Linked DNA regions of Homo sapiens: region 2 is linked to region 1. Evidence: read pairs that join two places in POLR2A ChIA-PET (ENCODE). Cell type or tissue: MCF 10A. All regions are shown on one strand. Each heading gives the region's core, and the rest is flanking DNA. Links, peaks and the distances in the headings are about the cores only. Region 1 has its middle 12 kb from the start of AHCY. Region 2 overlaps ITCH (itchy E3 ubiquitin protein ligase).

Region 1 (5,381 bases), core at 69-5,068:
TGGGGGGTTGGTCCAGTCTGACGGGGCGGGGGCAGGGTGGGAGACGTCCTTGGAGCGAGATCTGAGGCAGAGGAGCTCAGTCCACAGAAAGGGAGCACGGGCTCCACGCTGCAAGAGTAGGGAGCTGTAAGGTGCCCTCCCCAGACGGCTCCATTTTGCCCACCTTCCTTTGCGGATAGCACCCCTGGACCTCCGAGGTCAGCCTGTGCCCTGCAGCTGGAGTCGCCCTTGACTCCACTGTGCCAGGAGAGGGCACCCTGCTCCCAGCTTTGGCTTCAGACTGCTGCAGTGCAAACTCTTCCCTCCAGGGGCAGGATTTGGAGCGCTGTGATGATAACCTCCCAGCTGCCCTGGGAGAAAGCAAAGTACAGCTTATCGCTCCCTCCCATAGGAAGAAACTGAGGTTCAGAGAAGAGCAATGAATGTTGCTAGTAAGTGGTCTTTGGACTTGTTTTGAAGGGGCTTTAGCCCTTGGAAGCATTTGTCGGGATGTTTTTGTTCTGTTCTGTTTTGTTGAGCCAGGGTGTCACTCTTGTTCAGGCCGGAATGCTATGGCACCATCAGAGATCACTGTAGCCTCAAACTCCTGAGCTCAAGCAATCCTCCTGCTTCAGCCTCCCCAGTAGCTGGGACTACAAGCATGCATCACCACATCCAGCTTTTTTTTTTTTTTTTTTTTTTTTTTTTTGAGACAAAGTCTCACTATGTTGCTCAGGCTGGTCTCAAACTCCTGGGGTCAAGCAATCCTTCCACCTCGGCCTCCCAAGTGCTGGGACTACAGGCATAAGCCACATTGTTGGGACTGCTGGGTGTTGACAGTGACACCCAGGATAATGATACTAGTCCAAATTTATTATATCCAATGCTCCACACACAATTCTAAGCTCTTTGAACTTCCCTGTAAGGTAGATGTTGCCCTACTTTATAGATGCTACCCTATAAGGTAGGTACCCATTTAACACATGGAAAAACTGAGGCTCCTAGTGGTTGATTTGCCCACAGTTAGGAAGCACCAATGCTGTCTGACTCCAGAGTCGCTGCTGGTAACCACTGGGCTACCCTTCCTGCAATCATGCTCCCTGCTGCAACCCCCATGCCAGACATGTTCATTTGAGTGTGCTAGAGGCAAGGACAAAAAAACAGGACAAGACAAAGTCCCTGCTCCCATGGAGTTCCATTCAGTGAACATGTTTACACCTACAGATACATCCATACAAACCTTCAAACACATACTCATTCACACATCCCACCATCACACACGAATACTCATGCTCATGCACCTATGTACATACATACTACAGAAATAAGGCCAGGTGCGGTGGCTCATGCCTGTAATCCCAGCACTTTGGGAGGCCAAGGCAGGTGGATCACTGAAGGTCAGGAGTTCGAGACCAGCCTGGCCAACATGGTGAAACCCGTCTCTACTAAAAATACAAAAATTAGCGGGGCATGCTGGTACACACCTGTAGACCCAGCTACTTACTTAGAAGGCTGAGGCAGGAGAATAGCTTGAACCCAGCGGAAGAGGTCGCCGTGAGCCAAGATCGCACCACTGCACTCCAGCCTGGGCGACACAGCGAGACTCCGTCTCAAACACACACACATGTATATCCACACTCATACACTTCATACATACATTCACACATTCTCAAGTACTCACACATATTCAGACCCTCACCTTTGCACACACTCTGTTAGGTTAGACAAAAATCAGCTCTTTTTATTTTTTAAAAAATTTTTGTAGAGTAAGGGTCTCACTATGTTGCCAATACTGATCTCAAACTCCTGGGCTTAAGCGATCCTCCCACCTTGGCCTCCCAAAGTGCTGGGGTTACAGGCGTGAGCCACCACATCCGGCTAAGATCATCCCTATAACATTGACCTGTGCTTTAACTGCCAGATACCTGGAGCCCAAGATTCAGCTAGTAATCTGAGAGCTGTTTGTGACACCACTCCCTTCCTCTTCCCTTCCATTGATCCCACAAACATTGTTAACTGCCCACTCAGGGCAGGCAACACAGATGACTCAGACCTGGGCCCTGCTCTCAAGGAATTTCCTAGCCAGTGGGGAAAAAAGACTCACCAATGTTCACGACACAGATCATGGATGCCAGGGCAGGTCAGAGCAGAGAGTCCAAGGTGGAGGGAGAGGGTGACTCACTAGGCCTAGGGGCTGTGGAAACCTCTCAGAGGAAGAGGCGTCCACCAAAGTCTTCAAAATGAGTCAGGTAGAGAGAGAACTGTGCAGGTGTGGGAATCACATTTGCAAAGTCATGGCAGAGTAAGAAAGTGGGGACAAAATAGCTGGGCACAGAGGCTCACGCCTGTAATCCCAGCGCTTTGGGAGGCCGAGGCAGGAGGATCACCTGAGGTCAGGAGTTCAAGACCAGCCTGGCCAACATGGCGAAACCCTATCTCTACTAAAAATATGAAAATTAGCCAGGCATGGTGGCGGGCGCCTGTAATCCCAGCTACTTGGGAGGCTGAGGCAGGAGAATCACTTGTATCTGGGAGGTGGAGTTTTTAGTGAGCAGAGATCATGCTACTACACTCCAGCCTGGGCGACAGAGCGAGACTCTGTCTCAAATAAATAAATAAATATAAAAACTGGGGGAGTTTGCATGGAGCCCCATATTTCCAGCTTCTCTTGAGAAAATTATCTAGCAACTAGACTTATGTTGTCATAGCAATGGGTGGGTGAGCTAAATGTTAGCTGCCTTCTTTGAATGATGCATAAGTTCTCGAGGCCAACATATGTCCCCATCCCTGGCCCATATCGGTTGTTGATCCCTGACTTGAAGTTTTCTCAGTGGACCAGGATCATCCCAATGAGCATTGGTTGTCATTAAATAACCTTGGTTCTCATTTGCATAGCACCAACTGAGTCATTTTCCTCTACATTCAATGTCCTCACGTTGCAGGATTCTTGTGTTGCTTATGATTTACCTATCTCCTCCTTTTGTCTTCTTCCTATTGCTGATGTCAGTGAGGCCACCTCACATACCCTGCTCTCTTCCTAATGGAGTTGAACCCATCCAGCCAAAAACAGGAGTAGGATCCACAGGAAGGGGCTACTCCAGGAACCACTAACACTGTCAATTGCCAATTTCCAGGAACTAGGAGGGTTTTCTACCTTATTCCAGAAATACGGGGAAAAGAGGTGTTCTGAGTTAAATGATGGCCCTCCTCCCAAAGGATATGTTCACCTAGAATCTGCAAATGTGACCTTATTTGGAAGAAAAGTCTTTGTGGATGTAATTAAGTTAAGGATTTTGAGTTGAGACAATTCTGGATTAAGGTGTCCCCTAAATCCAGCATCAAGTGTCCTTACAACACAAGGAAAGGGAAGAAGACAGACACAGAGAAGACCACACGGTGAAGACAGAAGCAGATTGAGTGATGCATCTACAAGCCAAGGAAACCTGGGATTGCCAGCAGTCACCAGAAACCAGGATAGAAGCAGGGAACAGACTCTCCTCAGAGCCTCCAGAAGGAACCCACCCTGCCAATGCCTTGATTTTGGACTTCTGGCTTCCAGAACTGTGAGAGAATAAATTTCTGTTGTTGTAAGCCACCAAATGCGTGGTACTTCATAATGGCAGCTCTGGGAGTCTAATACAGATGGAAAGGGGAAGAGAAGATGGGGGAGATAGGTGGGGCGGAAGCCTGATCTTGTGACTCTGGTGACTCAGTTTCCCTTGTCCTGCCTTGGAGGTGGAGAATATGGAGAAGGCTGAAGTGCTAAGGGCAACAGCAAGAGTGGCTCAGGCGGTCATCCCAACCAGCACCCCAGGGCTCCAATGCCTCCCAGGAAATGAGTCATCTTGGAGAGCCATGGGTTTCTTCTCAAATGCCTTTTATTGTAAGCACATGGAGGAAGTGTTCTAAGGCAACAGCTCTTGAGAGGATGGTGGAGTGAGCCTTTAGGGAGGCAAATCAGCCAGGGCTGGCATCCCAAGTTCAGGAGTTCACACCAGGTGCCCATTCCAGGCCTGGGCAGAGGGGCAACCCAAAAGGGGAAGGGGCGATGGGCAGGGAACCGTAGGAGCAGAGAGAAGGAGGAGGGCAGTAGTGAGGCTTCTCAAGAAATAAGAGTTGGATCCTTCGGCCAGTGCTGCCTGTTTCTCCCTTCTCGCACCTCCTCATATTCATAAGCATTTATTCAGTGCCAGGACTGTGTTCACAATTAATATTTCAGTTTCCCCTTCTATAATATATAGAATGCTGAATATGATAGTCCTGAAATGTCTTTTTAGGACATTGTGTGGTTCTAGTTGCCAACCTGGATCTTAAAATGCAAACATTGACAATAACCCCTTAAACTTCAGCTTCAAGGATGGCTCCTCATAGCCTCTGTGTGAGTGGGCAGGGCTGGGATCATCAGACAGTGCATTTTACAGAAGAGAAAACTGAGGGATGAGCACCTGCCTAAAGTACCACAGAGTCAACTGTGGATGAGAGCCTGGGGCCTGGAGAGCTCATGCCCATATAGGGAGATTGCTGTGCCGGTGTTCACTTGCTATGAAGGAGCCCATCATGGGGAGTTGTGGTCTGAGATCCTGGACCTTGGGGGTAAAAGCAGAGGGTCCAGAAAGGGACAAAGATTGGCATCACCTCCCCATCATGGTCTGAGGCTGATTGTGGGTAATTCTCTGCCCTGGCCTCAGTGATTCTTTGCTGCATAACAAACCACCCATATTTATTGGCATAAAACAATTATTTATTTATTTATTTATTTATTTATTATTTTCTGAGACGGAGTCTCGCTCTGTCACCCAAGCTAGAGTGCAGTGGCGCAATGTCAGGTCACTGCAACCTCCGCCTCCCGGGTTTAAGTGATTCTCTGCCTCAGCCTCCCAAGTAGCTGAGATTACTGGTGCCTGGTTCATTTTTGTATTTTTAGTAGGGATGGGGTTTCACCATCTTGGCCAGGCTGGTCTTGAACTCCTGACCTCACGATCCACCTGCCTTGGCCTCCCGAAGTGTTGGGATTACAGGCATGAGCCACCAGGCCTGGCCACAACAATCATTTATTATTCATTTCTTTTGTTTCTTGGGGAGGGAGCATTGATTGGACTCAGCTAGGCCATTCTTGCTCAAGGTCTCTCATATGGCTGCAGTCTGGTGGTGGCTGGGCTGGAGTCAGCTTGAAGATCTCCTGATAGCCAGTTGATGCTGGCTACCTGGGACCTCAGATGGGGCTTCCAGCAAGGATATGATATGTGGATTCTCCATGTGGCCTGGGCTTCCACACAGCATGGTAGCTGGGTTCCAAGGGTTCCAAGGATAAGCATCCTAAGAGAGAGAGCCAGGCATAAGTTGTATCACCATTTATGACCTAGACTTTGAAGTCATGTGGCATCACTTCCATCATATTTAGT
Region 2 (5,381 bases), core at 285-5,284, 140 kb after region 1:
TCTCTACTTAATTATACATTTAAATCAAAACAGACTTAATATCTCTACACAGAGTCGGTGTGACTTTTGTTTTCTTTTTCCAAAGGTTGACTCTTACTTTGCTTTCATCTTATCTAGCCAAATCTTTCTCTCCACCAATGTGATCATTGGAAACAGAACTTTTAAGAAGTCTTCCATACAGTTCTAGGCTCATTAACACTTTCCAGCTGGAAACCTTTCCTTCCACTCATCTGGCAGCCCACTCTTCCTGTTCCCCCAACTCTCTTCTCATAATTCTTTGTATGTCACATGTTCTGTATTTGATCTTCTGTTTTTGAGTTACACATATAATATTTTTCATAGTCATATGATGATTCTGGGTACTGGTATTGTAAATGACTTTTGGGGGGGTTATATATTTTTCTAATTTTTATATTATTGATGTAAAATTTGTAGCACAAAGGAAAAATGGTCATTTTGGGGATGAGGATTACATATATGTGTAGTATTTTAATTTTAAATAATTTTAAATGTTAGGTAATGTTTGCACCGGTTTTTTTTAAACCAAACCAAAGTATATTGGCATTTATCCATAACCATGTGACACTTCTTTAAGATACAAACTCTCTGTGTTATACATTGCCAGGGAAGGGAAATCAGAACTCATAAGCTTGCTGTCAGATAAGTTGTTAAGTTGTTAATAGTTTCATCACTTTTTGGTTCTTTTTAGAATCAAGATTTATTTGCTACATCACAAAGTAAAGAATTTGATCCTCTTGGTCCATTGCCACCTGGATGGGGTAAGTCACATGAGTTTCTTCATGGAGTTCTGTCATTTCATTTTTGTTCTCTTCCAATTGTGTCATTTTAAAACAGATATTTATGTCTGATACTGTGCTCTTGCTTGAGTGAATGTCTGGGAAGTTTTTTTTTAATATATATATCAGTTTAATTCACAAATAGGCATTAAATTCCCCAAACATTAAGTGGACTCTTTATAAACTTTTATTGACGCTCATAATTATTTTACTCTTCTACAGTTTAAAGATACTGATCACCCAGCAATAAAAAAGGAATGGGCTATTGATACACCAGTAGGTCTGGGTGGACTTCAAGAGTAATTTGCTTGATGAAGAAAGTCAGTCTCAAAAGATCACAACCTGTGTGATTCAATTCATATAACATTCTCAAAATGACAAAACTAGAGATGGAGAACATATTAGTACTTGTCAGGAAACAGGGTAGGTGGGAAGTGGATTCAAATATTAAAAGGTAACATAAGGGGGTTTTACGTGATGATGATGATTCCATCATCTTGATTCCATCAAGATCCACAAGATGATTCTGTATCTTGATTTTGGTAATAGGTGATTACATTAATAATGTATACATGAGATAATGCATAGAACTATATATTTACAGAAATGAATTCAGCTTTTAAACATGGTGAAAATTTAACAATGTTTGTGGTTAACAATAATGTACCAATGCCACTTCTGTGGTTTTGATGCTGTACGTAGTTATATAAGATGTCACCATCGGAGAAAAATGAAGTATATGTGAGACTTTTTGTGCAATTTTTTACATCCTGTGAGTAATAATTAATTCAAAATAAAAAGCTTTTTAAAAAATTGTAATCACATTGGTTCTCCTAAAACAAGGTTCAGAGTTTGGTTAAGTTGGCATTATCTGATAGAAGAGTGGAAGGAGCACATGTGAAGGTGTCAACTTCATGCCCTACACCATGGAGCTCAAGAGCATGTGCTGTTATTGAGTATATCTGATACCTTAGTTATTAAAATAGACCTTAATAGACTTTAAGCTGGACCTACCCTACTAGGTTCTATTTTATAGTGTTATGTAATACTCACAGCATTATATAGCAAGGTTTCAGAATAAAGATGGCAGTATAGAAAGTTTTGCATAGAAGCAAGATAATAATATATTATAATAGAAAGTGGAAAACAACATAAAGCCCATTGTGGAACCAGAGTTTTGTCTTCAAGAGCTGAAGATACTTCATAATATTGGGATAAATTCAGAAAGTGATATTTCTAGATTGGGAAAAGTTGGTCCCCAAGATACATTGTTCTAGCAGTACTGAGTTATGGAGAAAAAATGTTGGTGTGTCAAGATCACATGAGTCTGGTTAATAAATGCTACTGGGGGTATAAGCTTTTCTTTGAGAAATCTCATTGCTCTTATTTAAAGGTATCTATTCTCAAAACACTTCTGTGAGTCAAAAAGGTAAAAAATGTATTAGGCTATACATATAACTGTTACTGTTATTAGCTTATAACAACAGGAGGACATATGAAAGTTGTGGGCCCGATGCAGTGACTTACACTTATAATCCTAACACTTTAGGAGGCTGAGGCAGGTGAATCGCTTCAGTTCAGGAGTTCAAGACCAGCCTGACCAACATGGTGAAACCCTGTCTCTACTAAAAATACAAAAAAATTAGGTGGGCTTGGTGGCCCGTGCCTGTAATCCCAGCTGCTCAGGAGGCTGAGGCAGGAGAGTCACTTGAACCCGGGAGGCGGAGGTTGCAGTGAGCCAAGATCGCGCCATTGCACTCCAGCATAGGCGACAGAGCGAGACTCCGTCTCAAAAAAAAAAAAAAAAAGAAATTAGCCAGGCATGGTGGTGCTTGCCTATAGTCCCAGCTACTCTTGAGGCTGACGTGGGAGGATCGCTTGAGCTTGGGAGTTTGAGGCTTCAGAGAGTCGAGATCACACTATTGCACTCCAGCCCGGGTGAGAGAGCAAGACCCTGTCTCAAAAAAAAGAAGAAAGCAAGTTGTGAATTTCTGTCTTTACCAAAGCTTGGCAGCCTGGAGTTAAGGAGTCCTCTGTCTCTACTGAAGCCTAAGAGTGGTCAGTGAATGGTTAGTATGAAGTACTTTAGAAGAGGGGATGTTGCCCTTACAAGGCATATTAAACTTAACCTGTCAGATTGCATTCCCAGACATGGATGGTTTTATTTCTAGAGTTTCCCAGCTTTATTTCTAGAGTTGTATGTCTTATGTTAGAGAAGGAGAAAAAAACTCATGCACTAAAATGATATATCCAAAGGATATGTATTTATCCTCTTAATTTTATTGCAGGCCAGGCATGGTGGCTCACACCTGTCATCTCAGCGCTTTGGGAGGCTGAAGTGGGAACATTGCTTGAGCCCGGGAGTTGGAGATCAGCCTGGGCAACATAGCGAAAACCTGTCTCTATAAAAAAATACAAAAAATAATCTGGGTGTGGTGGAACACCTCCTAATCCCAGTTTCTTGGGAGGCTGAGGTGGGAGGATCACCTGAGCCTGGGAAGTCAAGGCTGCAAGTAGGCCAAGATTTTGCCACTGTGCTTCAGCCTGGGCAACAGAGTGAGACCCTGTCTCAAAAAAAAAAAAAAAAAAAAAAAGTTGCAGAAAAACTATGACCTGCTTCATGGTTATGGTCAGAAACAAAACTGTTTTACTCCTTCTCTAGGGCAGGTGTAGAAAAAAATGCCTCTTGCTTATAGAAAGCTGAATTGTGAGCTGCGTTTCCTTTATCAGAAAAGTCTTTCCTGCAAGTTGGTCCTTGCCTTCTGTATTCATCATTTTCTTTATCATCCAGATCTTTCTCATTTTTACTTTAGCCAACAACACTTTGCTAAAATACTGTGTTAAAGATCCAGCTTAGCCAGGTTATTAGAGTCTTGTTCTGCTATTTTACAGTCTGCTTATTTTTAGGTTTCACATTCCTCATGTTGAAGTAGTGCTACAGATGTTTATGATTATCCTACTCAGACTGAGCACTGCTTTATGACTTGCTGCCTTTGGGGCATATACCTTACTTGTAGAACCAGTGACAGCACTGGTAGTATATCAGATGAAGCAACCCACCCAACATACCTTCAGGATTGACCCAGGTTGATAGAATCCCATCTTACAGCTTGCACCCTTTCAGACTTTTATATGCTGGGACTAGACATTCCTACCTCATAGGCTCAGTGAATAATTGGTTTTTTAGAGATGGGGGTCTCCCTGTGTTGCCCAGGCTGGGGTGCAGTGGCTGTTCTCCAGCATAGTAATTGCACACTACAGCTTTGAACTCCTGGCCTCAAGCAATGCCTCAGCCTCCTGAGTAGCTGGAATTACAGTTTTGTGCCACGATGCCTAGCTAGGCAGTGAAGAATTTTTAACACATGAACATACTATAGAGGATAAAGAACAAAGAATACTTTTGGTTCACCAGTATTATTTAATAGGGCTTTGTATAGGTGCTTCGCCAATCAAGTATGAAGATATTCTCTCATTTTCCTAGTTACTGTGAAAGAATACATAGAATGACAAGAAGTGTCTGTTTTTTACTGTTTTATTCATCAAGTCAGGAAGTGTTCTAATCTGCATTTGGATTTGATGTTCAGTAATTTCAGTATTGTTTATTATGTGATTTTTCAACAAAGTCAGAAATCCGTTCTACAGCCACAGCACTTCCTCTCATTAAGTAGATGAGCCTTCAGTTCACAAATGTGTCAAGGCTGATCTCAGCAGCATATACTTAGAATATATATGAGAAAAATGTTTGCTATTAATTTTCTCTTGCCTCATGTTATCTTCTGAAAGGAAAATCTTGGCCTGAAATCTGAACTTTGCTGACAGATAAAAGATGAATGGCCATTACAGTGGCTCACGCCTGTAATCCCAGTACTTTGGGAGGCCAAGGCTTGTGTCCAGGAGTTCGATACCAGGCTGGGGCAACATGGTGAAACCCCATCTTTACAAAAAATACAAAAATTAGTTGGGTGTGGCATGCCTGTAGTTCCAGCTACTTGGGTGGCTGAAGTGGGAGGGTTGCTTGAGCCCCGGAGGTCAAGGCTATAGTGCGCTGTGATTGTATCACTGCACTCCAGCCTGGACAACAGAGTGATACTCTTTCAAAAAACCAAAAGAGAGAGAAAAAAGTTGAGTATGTGCTCAGCTATATACTTAGGGTATTATTTTTAGGTTATAAAAATTATTTGGATATATATTTTTAAACAAGAAAGAGAATTCTGGCTGGGTACGGTGGCTCATGCCTGTAATTCCAGCACTTTGGGAGGTCGAGGCGGGTGAATCACCTGAGGTCAGGAGTTCGTGATCAGCCTGGCCAACATGGTGAAATGCTGTCTCCACAAAAAATACAAAAATTAGCTGGGAGTGGTGGTGGACGTCTGTAGTACCAGCTATTTGGGAGGCTGAGGCAGGAGAATTGCTTAAACCTGAGAGGTCGAGGCTGCAGTGAGCTGAGATCGCGCCACTGCACTCCAGTCCAGCCTGGGTGACAGAGCAAGGCTCCGTCTCAAAAAAGAAGAAGAAGAACAAAGAGAGAATTCTGGATTCTGCAAATAAATTTTTAAAATTTAATGCGACTGCCAAGACATGAAC

What was found. Peaks named below come from ENCODE experiments on the same cell type or tissue, not always from the same donor. Only the 100,000 strongest peaks of a DNase experiment are listed, where the experiment ranks them.
Region 2: POLR2A ChIA-PET joins it to region 1 with 10 read pairs; 10 of 35 experiments call an interaction of 5 or more read pairs at or near these places.

The regions. Positions count from the first base shown.
Region 1 is chr20:34,312,585-34,317,965 of GRCh38, forward strand. No RefSeq gene overlaps it. Among named protein-coding and RNA genes, the nearest start is that of AHCY, 12 kb to the left of the region's middle. In MCF 10A, for the core only: a CTCF peak has its summit at 268 (motif pointing right); DNase peaks (open chromatin) are centred at 287, 2,097 and 3,817.
Region 2 is chr20:34,448,702-34,454,082 of GRCh38, forward strand. ITCH (itchy E3 ubiquitin protein ligase) reads left to right here. Exons shown (of 25, transcript NM_031483.7): 12 at 710-779. Among named protein-coding and RNA genes, the nearest start is that of MIR644A, 15 kb to the right of the region's middle. In MCF 10A, for the core only: no CTCF peak of the experiment used is centred there; no DNase peak of the experiment used is centred there.